2 separate regions of the Homo sapiens genome follow, and region 1 is linked to region 2. The links are chromatin loops, found by intact Hi-C in ENCODE. Cell type or tissue: B cell. All regions are shown on one strand. Each heading gives the region's core, and the rest is flanking DNA. Links, peaks and the distances in the headings are about the cores only. Region 1 has its middle 56 kb from the start of TEX44. Region 2 holds the start of COPS7B (COP9 signalosome subunit 7B).

What was found. A loop is a pair of places that touch in the nucleus more often than their neighbours do. Peaks named below come from ENCODE experiments on the same cell type or tissue, not always from the same donor. Only the 100,000 strongest peaks of a DNase experiment are listed, where the experiment ranks them.
Region 1: a loop joins it to region 2, with 12 times the contacts of the local background. A loop is called at or near these places in 1 of 110 quality-filtered maps.

The regions. Positions count from the first base shown.
Region 1 is chr2:231,646,921-231,651,306 of GRCh38, forward strand. No RefSeq gene overlaps it. Among named protein-coding and RNA genes, the nearest start is that of TEX44, 56 kb to the left of the region's middle. RefSeq lists an enhancer at 1-90. In B cell, for the core only: CTCF peaks have their summits at 1,858 (motif pointing right) and 2,062; a DNase peak (open chromatin) is centred at 1,851.
Region 2 is chr2:231,784,166-231,788,551 of GRCh38, forward strand. It overlaps COPS7B (COP9 signalosome subunit 7B), which reads left to right and starts at 2,280. Exons shown (of 7, transcript NM_022730.4): 1 at 2,280-2,373. RefSeq lists silencers at 1,918-1,997, 2,008-2,187, 2,278-2,537. In B cell, for the core only: CTCF peaks have their summits at 2,643 (motif pointing left) and 2,864; a DNase peak (open chromatin) is centred at 2,256; H3K4me3 peaks cover 1,468 bases; H3K27ac peaks cover 1,618 bases.

The DNA of each region.
Region 1 (4,386 bases), core at 106-4,105, 140 kb before region 2:
CACATTTTTCTGCAAACTCCTGCCTGCAAACATGTCTCTTGCTTATTTATCTTTTTTTTTGGAGATGGAGTCTTGCTGTGTTGCCCAGGCTGGAGTGCAGTGGCGCGAACTTGGCTTACTGCAACCCCGCCTTCCGAGTTCAAACAATTCTCCTGTCTCAGCCTCTCAAGTAGCCGGGACTACAGGCACACACCACCATGCCCGGCTGATTTTTTTTTGTATTTTTAGTAGAGGTGGGGTTTCACCGTTTTGCCCAGGCTGGTTTCGAACTCCCGAGCTCAGGCAATCTGCCCTCCTTGGCCTCCCAGAGTGCTAGGATTACAGGCATGAGCCACCGAGCCCAGCCGTTTGTCTTTTGTCAGCTTCATTTGCAGGCTCCAGAACGCTGAACCTAAGAATTCAGCATGGTCTGCAGTGCAGCCCTCAGCTCTGTGTGCCAGAGGGAATCCCTTTCTGGAGGACCAACTCACACTAACCAAACTCATCAAGCACTGAGGAATAGACAGAAATAAATGGTGCTCTAACACCTGGACTTAGGGACACCACAGATAAAATCCTCTACCCAGAGACCAAGCTACCTCAGATCCTGCTGCCCAAAATTCCACCATCTAGTCATTTTGGGGGGTTAAAGCACCATAGTCCTATGAGGTCCCTTTGAAATGCAAATCCACTGCAGAGGAATACAGAATTACTCAACTCAGTATCCCTAGAATTTTGGAGGTGAGTAAGAAAATCCTAGAACTATCCTGAAATTTCTAACGATGTCTGGGTATTCCTGTTTCTATGGAAAGACATTATTTAATTAATTAATTTATTTTTTTTGAGACGGAGTCTCGCTCTGTCGCCCAGGCTGGAGTGCAGTGGCGCAATCTCGGCTCACTGCAAGCTCTGCCTCACGGGTTCACGCCATTCTCCTGCCTCAGCCTCACAAGTAGCTGGGACTACAGGCGCCTGCCACCACGCCCAGCTACTTTTTTGTATTTTTAGTAGAGACGGGGTTTCACTGTGTTAGCCAGGATAGTCTCCATCTCCTGACCTCGTGATCCGCCCGCCTGGGCCTCCCAAAGTGCTGGGATTACAGGCGTGAGCCACTGCGCCCGGCCAAGACATTATTTTTCAATGGACTGCTTTGGAAATGATCTGAGAAAAATAAAGAGAAAAAAACGAGGATGCTACTTCTATGTAGATAAGGAGCAATCTCCAAAGCATAGGTTGCTAAATAAAAAAGCAAATGCAGGCCAGCTGGGCACAGTGGCTCATGCCTGTAATCCCAGCACTTTGTGACGCCAAGGCGGGCAGATCACGAGGTCAGGAGTTTCAGACCAGCCTGGCCAACATGGTGAAACCCCGTCTCTACTAAAGATATAAAAAATTAGCCTGGCATGGTGGTGGGCGCCTGTAATCCTAGCTACTTGGGAGGCTGAGGCAGGAGAATCACTTAAACCTGGGAGGTGGAGGTTGCAGTGAGCTGAGATTGCGCCACTGCACTCCAGCCTGGGCCACAGAGGGAGACTCCGTCTCAAAAAAAAAAAAAGAGTTTGAGGCCAAGGGACAGGGTGGGAGAGAAACTTCTCACATTTTTTTTTTACCTTTTGAAATGTTGTCCCTTGTGCTCATTTATCTATTCAAAGAGCAGCTGTCCTTAAAGATTCTTTCCACCTGATATTGAAATTACAGATTTCCCTGCCTCCAGCTCTGACACCCCTGTTTTGTGCTCTGATGCTGACCTGCTCCCAGAGACTTCCTCCCAGTCAGGCGCACCCACTGCCTTGGGGAAGAGGTGTCCCAGGGAACAGAAGGACCAGCAGGAACCAGCGCCACCAGGGTGCCGTGTGGGCCAACCCCAGCAGATGGCAGCGTGTGGCCACTCAAGGTGTCTGGCCACTAAGGAGGGGTGCCAGGCCACCTGAGGCACAGGAGTGGAGACAGGGATGCCAGGAGGGAGGGCTGGTGGGGTGACCGTGAGTGTAGTTGGTGCTGGGCAGGGCTGCTTCCTCTTCTGTGCCACAGGCCCCTGGAGTCTAGGGGGGCCCAGGGACCTTTCTCAGAGTGGTTTTTGCATTTTTATTTTTATTTATTTATTTATTTTGAGACGGAGTTTCACTCTTGTTGCCCAGGCTGGAGTGCAATGGTGTGATCTTGGCTCACCGCAACCTCTGCCTCCCGGGCTTAAGTGATTCTCCTGCCTCATTCTCCCAAGTAGCTGGGATTACAGGCATGTGCCATGACGCCTGGCTAATTTTGTATTTTTTTTCTTTTTTTGTTTTGTTTTTTGTTTTGTTTTGTTTTTTGAGATGGAGTCTCACTCTGTCGCCCAGGCTGGAGTGCAGTGGCGCAATCTTGGCTCACTGCAACCTCCCCCTCCTGGGTTCAAGCGATTCTCCTGCCTCAGCCTCCCGAGTATGTGGGACTACAGGTGCAGGCCACCATACCTGGCTAATTTTTTGTATTTTTAGTAGAGATGAGGTTTCATCGTGTTAGCCAGGATGGTCTCCATCTCCTGACCTCGTGATCTGCCCGCCTTGGCCTCCCAGAGTGCTGGGATTACAGGCATGAGCCACCACGCCCAGCTAATTTTGTATTTTTAGTGGAGACGGGGTTTCTCCATGTTGGTCAGGCTGGTCTCAAACTCCTGACCTCAGGTAATCCGCCCGCCTTGGCCTCCCAAAGTGCTGGGATTGCAGGTGTGAGCCACTATGCCCGACATTTATTTTATTTTTTGAAACAGAATCTTGCTCTGCTGCCCAGGCTGGAGTGCAGTGGCACAATCTCGGCTCACTGCAACCTCCACCTCCTGGGTTCAAGCGATTCTCCTGCCTAAATCTCCCAAGTAGCTGGAATTACAGGTGCCAGCCACCAGACCCAGCTAATTTTTGTATTTTTAGTAGAGGTGGGGTTTCACTACGTTGGCCAGGTTGGTCTCAAACTCCTGGCTTCAAGAAGTGATACTCCTGCCTCAGCTTCCCCAAGTGCTGGGATGACAGGTGTGAGGGTAATTCTTTTTTTTTTTTTTTTTTTTTTTTTTTTTTTTTTTTTTTTAGACAGAGTTTTGCTCTTATTGCCCAGGCTGGAGTGCAATGGTGCGATCTCTGCTCACCGCAACCTCCACCTCTCGGGTTCAAATGATTCTCCAGCCCCAGCCTCCCAAGTAGCTAGGATTACACAGACGTGCCACCACGCCCAGCTAATTTTTTTTATATTTAGTAGAGACAGGGTTTCACCATGTTGGTCAGGTTGGTCTCGAACTCCTGACCTCAAATGATCCACCTGCCTCCACCTCCCAAAGTGCTGGGATTACAGGCATGAGCCACCATGCCCAGCCAAGGGTGATTCTTTATAAATGTATTCAATAACTAGATCCAGCAGTGAGCATGATAACTACGACTTTTTTTTTTTTTGAGACATGGTCTCACTGTTACCCAGGCTAGAGTGCAATGACGTGATCATAGCTCACTGCAGTCTCGACGTCCCAAATTCAAGCAATTCTCCCACCTCAGCCTCCCAAGTAGCTGGGACTACAGACGCATGCCATCATGCCCAGCTGGTTTTTTTTTTTTTTTTTTTGTAGAAATGGTTCTCACTATGTTGCCCAGGCTGGTCTCAAACTCCTGGACTCAAGCAAATCCTCCCACCTCAACTTCCCAAAGTGCTGGGATTACAGTCGTGAGCCACTGTGCCGGGCATTACCATGATTTCAAAATCATGATGAACATGAAGACATCCAAAATATCTTCCACAACTGTGGCGTGATAAGAAAATACCTCGGCAGGGCGTGGTGGCTCACGCCTGTAATCCCAGAACTTTGGGAGGTCGAGGTGGGCGGATCATGAGGTCAGGAGATCCAGACCAGCCTGGCCAACATGGTGAAACCCTGTCTCTACTAAAAATACAAAAATTAGCTGGGCATGGTGGCACGCACCTGTAATCCCAGCTACTTAGGAGGCTGAGGCAGGAGAATCGCTTGAACCTGGGAGGCAGAGGTTGCAGTGAGCCGAGATCACACCACTGCACTCCAGCCTGGCGACACAGCAAGACTCCATATCAAAAAATAAATAAATAAATAAAAAGGCCAGGCGCAGTGGCTCACGCCTGTAATCCCAGCACTTTGGGAGGCTGAGGCAGGCGGATGACGAAGTCGGGAAATTGAGACCATCCTGGCTAACGCAGTGAAACCCCGTCTCTACTAAAAATACAAAAAATTGAGCCAGGTATGGTGGCTCATGCCTGTAATCCCAGCACTTTGGGAGGCCGAGGTGGGCAGATCACGAGGTCAGGAGTTTCGAGACCAGCCCGACCAACATGGTGAAACCCCATCTCTACTAAAAATACAAAAATTAGCCGGGCCTGGTGGTGTGCACCTGTAATCCCAGCTACTCAGGAGGCTGA
Region 2 (4,386 bases), core at 190-4,189:
AGGCACACTTTGAAGGGCTTTCAGTGCAGCCACTGCCTGGGCGTGGTGGCTCACGCCTGTAATCTCAGCACTCTGGGAGCCAAGGTGGGAGGATCACTTGAGATCAGGGAAGACCAGCTTGAGCAACATAGTGAGACCCCATCTTTAAAAAAAAAAAAAGGAATAAATTTGCCGGGTGTGGTGGCACGCACCTCTAGTCCTAGCTACTTGGGAGGTGGAGGTGGTAGGATCCCTTGAGCCCAGAAGTTCAAGGCTGAGGTGAGCTATGATAGTGCCACTGCACTCCAGCCGCGGTGACAGAGTAAGACTCTGTCTCTTAAGGGAAAAAAAAACCAAAATACTAAATCCAAATTGCAGCCATGGAGTCTGGACATTGTTCTAGAGGAAGTAGAGGCATTGCTGGAATTTCTATGAAGTCACACTAAACTCACTTGTCTTCCTCTCACTCTCATATTTGTCCCTCCTCTTCCATAGCCCTGTTCACTTAACACTAGCTCTAGACAGCTCTGGCCTCCCAGCGCAGAATCCTGGGTGTTATGCTCCCTCCCTCTCCTTATATTCAACTGGTCACCAAGTCTTATAGATTCTATAGTCTAAATGTCTCCAACAGTGTCCCTTCTTTTTCATCCCCAATTGCCACTACCTTTGTTTTTGTTTGTATTTTTGAGATGCAGTCTCAGTCTGTTGCCCAGGCTGGAATGCAGTGGCGCAATTTCGGCTCACTGCAACCTCCACCTCCTGGGTTCAAGCGATTCTCATGCCTCAGCCTCCAGAGTAGCTGAGATTAGTAGTGCATCACCATGCCCAGCTAATTTTTGTATTTTTAGTAGAGACAGAGTTTTGCCATGTGGCCCAGGCCGGTCTCGAACTCCTGACCTCAGGTGATCTGCCCACCTTGGCCTCCCAAAGTGCTGGGATTACAGGCGTGAGCCACCGCGCCCGGCAACACAATCTCTTATCTAGAATAAATCGGTCACCTCACCGGAGGTTTTCCCTGCCTCCAATTCTCTCCACATCCAATCCACTCCTATAGCACCTAGCATGATCACTCTAACAAGGCAATTATTCATACCTCTCCTTAGCTTAAAAAGCCTAAGTAATTCCCCAGTACCTGGCATGTGGATTCCAAGACCTTTGATGACCTGACTCCAGCTCTGTACCCCTCATTTCTCACTCTTGAAAACCCTGGGGTCAAACCACTCTGGGTTTCTTTTTGACATCAGTATATGCTGCACAGTGCGAGCCTCTGTGACAATGGGCACTACCCCCCTTTTTTCCCCTTTTTGTCTGTTTTTTTCTTCCCCAACCTCTTCTGTGCTTCCAAAGTGTTGTCATATCTTCCCCATAGCATTTAACACATTGGAGCTTTTGAGGGTAAGAGCTTTGTTTTATCTTCATATAACTTTTCAGGACATAATAGGTGCTAAAGAAATGTTTTTGAATAAATGAATGAGTTGGTTGATGCTAGGCTCCTTTGCATTTGTCCTGTCTCATTTCTGCATTCTAACGCACGATAGGCAAATAGGGCTGTTTTTCTCTCTCATTTTCAAGACCTGAAAGACTGTGGTGTATACAGGAATCAGTTTAAGTGTTCAATTATGTGGCATTTCTTAGCCATCTTCCCAGGGGAGTTGGTAAGCACCAGATGCAACTCTATCAATGACATTTTGGTCATAGAACCATTGTTGGCTTAACCCATCTCTTGCTTATTTTAAAACATTTTCTGAATAGAGGTCAAGAACATCGTCTTCGGCCTCAGATAGCCTGGGTTTGACAAAGATAGCAAGCTTTGTCACTTTCTGACTTTTGGACTTAGTTAACTCACCTGAAAAATGGGAACAATAATACAAGCCACAGTTATGAGAATTCAACGAGATAATGCATGTACAGCACCTGGCACATGGTAAAACGCTCAATAAGTGGTAGTTAGTAGGCTTAATGTATCTCGGTGCCCAGGGGTAGCGCAGTAGCCATGGGGAGCTCCTGAGAGAGAAAGCACAGCCTAAGGGGAGGATTTGGGGCCCGGGATGGCGATGGCGACGGTTGGGCTGCAGTACCGTCTAGGCCGCATTCCTCTCCTTGGGCCCCTAGCCACCCCCTCCCCGCCTGGTTCCCGGGCTGCAGACTCTTCCCCGCCCCCTCGCTCCCACTTCCCCACCGGAGGTCGAAGGCTGTAAACGCGGCGGGTGGAACCTTGTGTGGGCGGAACGCGAGTGCAGCGGTGGGAGGCTTCCGGGGGAGCTGCACGGGCGACGGGTCGGCGGAGACAGAAAAGCGCCGGACGCCGGGGTGATCATGGACGCTTGACAACCTGCGGGCAGGCGCCGGGAGGCCGAGCCAGCGACTAAGAGGACCGAGAGGTGGCGTGGACAGGTAGGAGCTAGCGAGAGGGTGGGCCGAGCGGGGCCGGCGCTCCAGGCTCGGCCAGACGATCCGGCTTAGAGCCCGCCGCCAAGGAAGCCCGCGGCCGTGCCCGCCCCGCCCCCGCCTTGGGGAGCGCGTCCCGCGGCTCCTCACTCCACGCCTGCGGCCCTGCTTGGAGCATACCGCCCACCGTGAGGTCTGCTGCAGCTTGCGACCCTCAGCTTCAGTGCTGTGGCTGCTTTCGCTCTCCCATCCCCAAAGGCTGCTCGTTTGCCCCTCTCCAGTCCATCCAAATAGCGCCCTCCCCTGACGGGAATTTATCTCCGCTCTGTGCCTAGCCTCTGGCCCTCCCACTCCAGAAGAAAGCGACTGTCTCCGTCTCTTTACATTCTCTGCGCCCACAGGCTTTGCTCCTTAAGCCGAGATTTTTTGAAGGGACAGAAGTTTCTCTCCATTTCCCTACCCCCTCTCCACCCCCACCTCCTAACATTGGGACTCTTTGCAGAGATCCCCATCTGTCTCTTCACACGGGTCCTCTTGGAAGGGCCTTTTCGCTCCTTCCCTCTTTACCGTCACCGACCCTCCTTTCTTCCCTACTCCTTTCCTTCTTCCTCGTATCCTCTCCCCTTCTCTTTTCCCTTTCCCTTCCGTCCTCAAACTCGTTGTTCCCCAGCACTTCATTGTTTTTCCTGTGTCTGGCCGGACCTTCTTAGGTAACCCTAAGTGAGGCGACATACTTGTTTCTCTAATACTGTGAAAGGGCAACTAATCTGTGTGCCTGCCAACACAAAACTTAGTTCCTCTTGCACCAAACTATTCTTCAAATTGTTCTTTGCTGCACTCTACTATACCGTTTTTCGTTCATTTTGTCACGCTGCTCTAATATGTATCATTCTTGGAGGAGAAATCTTACCTGGAACTCCTGTACACTCAGCGTGTAATTAGATTACACAATTGAGGGACCCTCCTGTACTTAATGTCTTCGGAGCGCTGATACAATATTTTCACTGTTTTCCCAAATCTTTTTATCGTTTTCTTGAGGTTTTTTTTTTTTTACACATTCTGAAGTCACGTTTGGTTAAAATGTCGTATCAGGAGGAGGCCGAATACAGGGATTTTTCCCCATGGTCTTACACAGCATGTATGTTCTTAGTTTGAATATATCGCTACTTTTCTTTCAAAATGATGTCTCCCTTTATCTGTGCTTACTTGACTTGATTAAATGAGACATCTTTCTTGTCTGGTTTTTTGTTTTCCTTATCTGTCTGGCTGTAGATTGGATTCTGATGACACAGTGGGAGCTGTAACTGATTGCTTTTGCTTACATCCGGTGCCTCTGTGTATAGGCAGTATCCTCCATTTCTTAACCAGAATGTATAAACGAGGTGGATATAAAACAGCTGCTGAGAAACTCATGTGTTTTTCTTTAGGTCCTGGTCAGGTTTAAGGACTTAGAAGGTGTTGCCTCTGGAGGAGGGACAGGTGGAAGTGAAATGACTTTTACAAAGTGTGTTTCAAACACCAGAATTTAGGACAAGATCCTTTTAACTCCAGGTTGAACTCCACCCATCTCATAAGGTGGTCATTGCATCTGGACTCAGGAACTGTTTTTTTTTTTTTTTTTTTTGAGACAGTCTCGCTCTGTTGCCCAGGCTGGAGTGCAGTGGCACAATCTTGGCTCACTGCAACCTCCACCTCCTGGGTTCAAGCAATTCTTGTGCCACAGCCTCCCAAGTAACTGGGACTACAGGTATCTGCCACCAGCCTAGCTAATTTTTGTATTTTTAGTAGAGATGGGGTTTTGCCATGTTGCCCATACTGGTCTCGAACTCCTCACCTCAGGTGATCCACCCGCCTCAGCCTCCCAAAGTGCTGGGATTACAGGCATGAGCCACTGCACTTGTCCTGTTTTTTCTTTATCAACACTATAAAAGTAAAGTATTCTGGTGTTTGATTCAGCACTGAATAGGCACAGACTTTGCAAAGGAGAAGGAAGAATGACTGACACAATTTTCTTTTGGA